2 separate regions of the Homo sapiens genome follow, and region 2 is linked to region 1. Evidence: chromatin loops called from intact Hi-C (ENCODE). Cell type or tissue: sigmoid colon. All regions are shown on one strand.

Region 1 (4,000 bases):
TTTTTGATTTAACCTCTTCTTTATAGGTTCTGTTATTTTTCGTTCATGATAACTCGTGTTATTTTATGCACTTTGCTTATGCTTATATCTCTATTTCTTGATTTTCTTTCTTTTTTTTTTTTTTCTGAGACAGAGTCTAACTCTGTCACCCAGGCTGGAGTACAGTGGTGCAATTTCGGCTCACTGCAACCTCCGCCTCCCAGGTTCATGTGATTCTCCTGCCTCAGCCTCCTGAGTAGCTGGGATTATAGGCATGTGCCACCACGCCTGGCTAATTTTTGTATTTTTATTAGAGATGGGATTTCACCATGTTGGTCAGGCTGGTCTCGAACTCCTGACCTCATGATCTGCCTACCTCGGCCTCCCAAAGTGCTGGGATTACAGGCGTGAGCCACCATGCCTGGCCAATTTTATTTCTTAATTCTTCAATTTGAGGTGGTATTTCTTTGACTCCTAACTACATAGGTGGAGGAAATTAGCCTCCTATACATCAGGTAACCGTCTCTCTTCTGACTGCTGACTTCTGTCAGTTCTGTCTTTCCATTTATGTTAATGATGTAAATGTTTAACATTTACATCATGTTCTGTAAATGTAATTAAGTCTCTTGTATTCTTCTGTGTCTATAGGTTGACTGTAAAAATGGAAAACCAATAAATATAAATCATGATGTTATAATAAGTTTTTGCTGAACTAAGACTTATGATTGTCAATTTGTCTATTTGATGAAAGTGGCACTTTACTTTGGGGAATCATAAAAATATAGTACTTACCTTACACATTTAAATGCGTGTTTATTTGCCCATATTTGAATGTAAGGCCGGGGATCTTTTCTTTGAGCAGATCTAATAATCACTGTGAGAGATTTGGAACAATGGAGTCTCAGTATCTCACTGAAGCAGGCTGTGCTTAGAACAATATATTTTGAGTGACTATAATGCCAGATTCCATGAATAAATAACATTGTCCTATAATTGACATATGAAATGACATGAAAGGAAAGTTTGTCTGAAAAATTCCTTTGGTGTATAATTATAATATTACATTCCTAGAGTAAGCACTGTGTTAATAACATTGATTAAATAAATATGCATAATTGAACACAGCTATTGCTTTTATGCTACAAAAAAACCCATTTCTTGCCATTAAGCACTGGCAAATAATAATGAAAATGACAACTAAAACTAAAGCGATAAAAATGCATATCATCTGCAAAATAACTGTACCATTTACACATATATGGCAAATTCCTCTGCACATAAAATTTCTTTATTGGCCTTCTGCAGCATTCTTCTTGTGGTGGTTTTAGTCCCCCCACAACCTAAATTCTCATCTTAAAGGTGAAGAAATTGCTTTTAATAATTGGTGGGTGAGTTTTTGCTGCTTGCCACTCAAACAGGTTTGGAGGTAGATTCCAGGTTTAGCAACTGATGTTCTGGGCAGCTTTCAAGTATTCTCATCTCCATGTGGTTTATTTTTCATCTCTGGGCTCAGTGTAATATTATTTGATGAGAACTTTTTTTAAGTGCTACTATTAGGACAGAAAATGAATTCATGAATCCTTCTGGAGTCTTGTTATTTATAAGTGATAATTCGGTGCAACCATTAGAGCCCTAAGTATATTTTTATGTACAAAAAAACACCTGGTTTCCCAATACCCAGAAGTATACTTTGTTAACATTGTCTCCTATTTGCCTCTGGTCTTTGTTTTTTTTTTTTATATAAAAGAAATAAAATGGCCTCAGTTCTTTTTAATAAAATTTTACACATATAAACTAAGAACAAAGAACTGTTTTGACAGTGTAGAGTTCTAAGAAAAAGAGGCCCAGATAAAAGAAGCAGTAAGTGCCACAACATCTACTGCCAAAGGAACAACAGTGCTCGAGTGATGTTTTCCAGGCAGCCCCACGGCATAAATCTTTAATCCCAGAGCCTTTCATGTGACATTTATATATAAAAACTGTTTATAGAGCAATGTAACCTTTTCCTGTGTTCATTCGGGTTTATCAGGGCTGCCAATGCTTCAGTTCTTACGCTTTGACTGCTCATAATACGTCAGCAAATATGATCAGTGCATTTTGCCTTTGCTCTCACCAGAACCAAATAAGGGGCTGATGTACCAGTTACAAAACAAGGTCAATGGCAAGAAGACGAACCTCACACAGCTGGACTTGCAGAATCCAGTGCCTGTGCACCAGTCACTGAACTGTTTTGCAGCAGGCTAGAGTGGGAATTTCTCTTCACAGCATCCATAAATTTGGACTTAATTCACCTTTGCAGAAAATTAAGGGGGGATAAATTCAATTTTGTTTAAGCAACATAAAACTGGTCCAGAAATAAATTAGTTGCTCTATTAGAAAATAACCTGCACAAGTTAGGGAATAGGATATTTTTTAGTCATAGATCTGGAAAAAGGCCACTGAGAATGATTTGCCCATGTATTGCGTCAATTAGAAAATCAATTTTACAGGACTATCCAGCCAACTCTGTGAGGCTGTTGGTTACAAGTGACAGAAACCCAACTCAAAATAGATTTTGTGAAAAAGGGGAGTAGATTGACAGGGGTAACTAGGGAGCCAAAGACATACACTGGACCTTGGGCATCCGTGGCTTCAGGCCTCTTGGAGATGCTTTCCTCTGCCCGGCTTACCTCTCTTCCTCTCCCTAGGAAGTAGCACAATGGCCCCCAAGAGTTCCAGATGCATGTGGCTTTCAGTGTTTATAATCATAGAGAAAGAGAAACCACCTCTCATGGCAAGAGTGCTGGGAACATTATGATTTGGCTCAGTTTGGGGAAGGGACCCTTTCCTGACCTAACCGCCATGCCCAGGGTGTGGGCTCAGTTCCCTGAGTGACCTAGCCTGGGTCGTGGCTGCTTCTTCAGCAGGAAGGTGAGATCAATTCACCTGTACCATGTGGTCTAAGGAGAGGTCCCTCCCAAAATGGTGGATGGGTGACTCCTCAAAGGATGGGATGCTGCACAGACCAGAAAAATACCTGCACACTACAGTTAGTCATTGACAGAGCTACAAATGGAACTCAGGATGTATTAGTCTGTTTTTGCACTGCTCTAAAGAAATACCTAATACTCAAGACTCGGTAATTTATAAAGGAAAGAGGCTTAACTGACTCACAGTTCCACAAGGCTGGGGAGGCCTCAGGAAACTTACAATCTGGCACAGAAGGTGAAGGGAAAGCAAGGACCTTCTTAACATGGTGGCTAGGAGAGAGAAGAAAGTGAAAGGCCCAGGGGAAACTGCCATTTATAAAACCATCAGATCTCGTGAAAACTCCCTCACTATCATGAGAACAGCACGGGGGAAACCACCCCCATGATCCAATCACCTCCCTACCTCCACACGTGGGGATTACAATTCGAGATGACATTTGGGTGCCGATGCAGAGCCGAACCATATCACAGGAATACTGACTCCATGTTTATCTGTAATGGTTGATTTGTAGTTTCTCCTCTCTGCCTAATCAGTGTGTCCAGTCTATGGAAGCAAAAACACCAGAGTTGGTGGGTATGTGTGTATGTGTGTAACTGTCAGCGTACACAGACACATCCGTGCTTGGGTTTGGAAGGCTAAGGATTAGTAAAGAAGTAGGCTAATTCCTGGAAGGAGCTGTTTCTTTATAAGAAAGTTCGGCCGGGCGCGGTGGCTCACGCCTGTAATCCCAGCACTTTGGGAGGCCCAGGCGGGCAGATCACGAGGTCAGATCGAGACCATCCTGGCTAACATAGTGAAACCCCGTCTCTACTAAAAATACAAAAAATTAGCCAGGCGTGGTGGTAGGCGCCTGTAGTCCCAGCTACTCGGGCAGGATAATGGCGTGAACCCGGGAGGCGGAGCTTGCAGTGAGCTGAGATCGGGCCATTGCACTCTGGCCTGGGCGAAAGAGCAAGACTCTGTCTCAAAAAAAAAAAAAAAAAAAAAAAAAAAAAAGATCATAAATGCATCATAGACCAAAAAATATTAACAGGTGCTGTCTCAAGTGTTT
Region 2 (4,000 bases), 95 kb before region 1:
CAATAGCAACATTTATTCTGCATTCATTGTGGGCTAGCCACTAGGATTTATATCAATTATTTTATTTTCCCAGCAACCTAGAGGTAGATAAGGAGTAAGTCTGTGGTCACAGGCTGCTGAGGGGAGGAGCTTCTTGCCATACTGAGGACTTCTTTTTTTTTTTTTTTTTAGACAGAGTCTCACTCTGTCTCCTAGGCTAGAGTACAGCGATGGGATCTTGGCTTGCTGCAACCTCAGCCTCCTGGGTTCAAGAGATTCTCCTGCCTCAGTCTCCCAAGTAGCTGGGATTATAGGCGCATGCCAACATGCCAGATAATTTTCATATTTTTTATACAGACAGGGTTTCACCATGTTGGCCAGGCTGGTTTCGAACTCCTGACCTTAAGTAGTCCACTCGAGGGCAGGACCCCAGCCTCCCAAAGTGCTGGGATTAGAGGCGTGAGCCACTGTGCTTAGCCTGAGGACTTCTTGATGGTTTATATTCTCATTGACACCGCTGCAAATTTCTGGTTTCCAAGTACTTAAAAAATAATTTTCCATTAATTAAAAACATTGTTACTCCAGCTGCCTTGTGTGACAAATTCGCTGAGCAAACATCATCTCACAGAAGCCTGAAAGTAAAGCTCTGTCCAACTGATAACTTTCACCCTACGAGGTAACAGGGCCTTATTCTATTTATTTCCATTCTTTGTCTTGGTGTCTAGCTTAGATCATTTGTGTCAAAAGTCATTTTCTGGTTCCCTATTGATTTTCCCAATAAGTGCACCTCTTTTCAGCAACACGATTGAAATATCTGGCTTTATTTTAGGAACACACAGGACAGTAGGTTAAATGTGAAAGCCACATGAAATCCTAACAGCTGTTGTTTTAGGCGTTAGGATTTATGTATTACCTCCTGTAAACCCTTTTAAATGAGAACTTCTACTATTATCTGTTAGGGATATCAATGATTAGAAAAATGGCCAAGATTGGCAATGGGAAAAATGGGAGGCGGATGCTTGGGTATCATCTGAATTGAAGAATGAGTCCTCACCTGAAGTGAATGAATGATTGAAGCTCTTTTCTGATATACACTCAGTGTTTTTCAGAACTTGAGCTGCAGACCACCTATATCAGAGTTTCTAAAGGGCTTAAAACAATACAGATTTTAACAAGGGCTACAGGAAACTATATTAATAAATGGTTCCCCAATAACACACACACACACACACCCCTTCTCTCTGGGGTTGTTCTACACCTGACCCTGGAGGAACACGTTATTGGAGTTCATTAGGCAATATCCTATCTGCTTCCATTTCTATGTTAGTTGCCCCAAATCTCAAGGACTAAAGTCCCATAATTGTAAATGTGAGAGAAGAAATGATACAGGTGGAGTTCCTCATTGCTCCCAAAAAGCAAACAATCCGTAAAGTAAAAATTAGTAAAATTTGTCTAAACTTATGTAGGAAGTAGCATGAAAATAAGGATATTAGGTAAATTTTTGTATACAGCATCATACAGAATTTTCCTAATTCTATAAAATAAGCATATATATATATATACATGTATAGATATATATATGTAAATGGAAGACTCTGTTCCAAAATATTAACAAGTGGTATGTCTGATGGCATTGTGAATAATTTTTCTTTTCTGTTTTTCTGTGAGTGTTTATAATAATCATATCTCTTTTTATCTGGAGAAAGAAAATAATAAAATATTATTTAAAAATACAAAAGGGGTTGGATGAGAATCTTAGTGAACCCCCACATTTAAACTTGCTACTCCATAGTCTATAAATCAAAGATCATTCCCTGCTCTGACCCAGAGGCCAAATCCAGCCTGCTGCCTGTTTTTGTAAATAAAGTTTTATTGAAACATAACTGCACTCATTCATTTACATATTGCCTGTGGCACCACGACAGCAGAATTGAGTAGCTGCAACAAAGACTGAATGGCCTGAAAAGTAAAATACTATTTGGCCCTTCATAGAAAATGTTTGCTGGCCCCTGCCATAGCTGTTTTCAAGAAAGAATTGGGATCTGAGGCAAACCCCCTTGCCCTGGGCTTCTGAAATTCTCCCGGACCTGCTAAAAAAGTTATCCTGGAAGATGTTGGAGCTTTGTTGCTGCAATTACAAGTGCTGTTGGATAGAGTTTATGATCCCCTCTGACTCCTTATGCAATGACTGTTGAAGTGCTAATAGGACTTCTTAAAAGTGTTTATCTACAAACACCAGAACACTATTTTACAGCTGGGCAAGTAAATACAGTTCAGCTTAATTAGAGTAGAGCTAGGATGACTTTTTTGTTGATGCCTCAATTTTTCTAGATAAAAAAACAAAAACAGTAGAAATCATTTAGAGTGGTCCTTTTCAAATAGACATTGGGTTTCCTCAAGGGTCCACAGGAAGTTCAGAGCAAACTGTGGCACCCAGAGTGGCAGGACCTCACCCCATAGGAGGGACAATAAACAGGCAGGTCTTTTCCATTCTTTTTTTCTAACTTATGATCAGCTGCAGTGCTGAGAATAGAGATGAGTCGCAGGAAAGTGAATTCTGTCCAGGAAGACAGTGCATGGTAACCTACCAGAGGCGGATAAAATATGTGGGGATTATTGGATTTAAAAAAAAAGAACCATTGTTCTAAACTGAGTCACAGATAAAATAGGAAGGTATTTCCTTGGCATTTTCATCATAAAATCCCACTATTCATTCATCACACCCTAAATTCTAGAAGGGGACTTGTCCAAGGTCACCCAGTTAGAAAGTAGGATTCCAACTTAGTTTCATTAATAATCCAAACACACGGAAACTGAAAAAGAAACCATGTTCTTTAAAATCCTGGTAAACATTTACGTCACTTGGTTGACAAAAAATGCCATGGAGAATCTCTTGATTTTCAGTTTTGATGCTCCAGGCACAACTTGTGCCCCTCCCCAGGTCCCGCTCTTTAATCCAACTTCCTTCTCCAGCGCTTCTGAAGGCTTCTGGTTGAGTCAGGATGGAAGTGCTCCTTGGCTGTCTCGTATTAACCTCTTAACACTCAACTCTTAATTAAAAGTTTTTCCCTACCCTAATGGGGTACACGCTGCTTCTCATTTGCTTTTCACAAAAAACGGAAGCCAAATACACACACACACACACACACACACACACACACACACACACCCTCACCCCACCCACACACACAGCCAGCCACACACACAAACACATTCCACCCATACACACACACCCACAAACACACCCCATTCATACACACATACAATTCGAGGAGGAAATGTTAATGATTTGTCTAAAACAGCAACTTTTGTGTTTTTTTCTTTTTTTTTTTTCATCAGCAGGGTGTTTCTGGTTTAAATTCAAAGGTTTCATTTAATTACACATCCTCCTCTCCTCCCCGCCACACACCAACTATTCCAGTTAGGAGAGTCCCATCCCCCATATGTGAAAAAAAAGATGTAGAGTTCTGAGTCTGGTTTACTTCATCTGTTGAAAAATAAAGTAAGTTTGGCTGAGCTAAACAAACTTCTTCCTGAATAGAGTAACCCTCCCATGTCTGTTTGCCGAAATGTTTGACAGATGGAAATCTGACGGGGAGCATTTCTTTTAATGACCGTGTGAAAACTTCAGATCTTAGTTTTGTCTTGCCACTAACTAACTGTGACTTCAAGCAAAGCACTTCTTTTCTCTGGCTCTCCAGCTCTTTGTTTATAAAATAGGAGGGACATCTGATCTTAACCTGGGGTTCAGAATTTTCTCAACGCTCTCAAATTGAATGCAATTTTTTTTTTTGTGAGTGTAGCTGTGTCCATTTTTGATTCCCGGGGAAAAGGGATTGTGACTTCCAGTGAATTCACCAAGGATTCTGTGATTGCAGAGAAATGGTTTGTAAAAGCATAACATTTCATGATTTTGACATTTGATGCTAAACTTTCAGCTACGCCTCCTGAGCGGGTCAACTGAGACACCAAGTGAAGAAAGAAGTCATCCTCCTTAGGACAGCAGGCTGTGAGCCAGCAT

What was found. A loop is a pair of places that touch in the nucleus more often than their neighbours do. Peaks named below come from ENCODE experiments on the same cell type or tissue, not always from the same donor. Only the 100,000 strongest peaks of a DNase experiment are listed, where the experiment ranks them.
Region 2: it touches region 1 in a loop (2.5-fold over the local background); 1 of 110 quality-filtered maps calls a loop at or near these places.

The regions. Positions count from the first base shown.
Region 1 is chr2:226,629,874-226,633,873 of GRCh38, reverse strand. No RefSeq gene overlaps it. Among named protein-coding and RNA genes, the nearest start is that of MIR5702, 27 kb to the left of the region's middle. In sigmoid colon, no CTCF peak of the experiment used is centred here; a DNase peak (open chromatin) is centred at 1,943; H3K27ac peaks cover 468 bases.
Region 2 is chr2:226,725,288-226,729,287 of GRCh38, reverse strand. No RefSeq gene overlaps it. Among named protein-coding and RNA genes, the nearest start is that of MIR5702, 68 kb to the right of the region's middle. In sigmoid colon, no CTCF peak of the experiment used is centred here; no DNase peak of the experiment used is centred here; H3K4me3 peaks cover 1,196 bases; H3K27ac peaks cover 1,100 bases.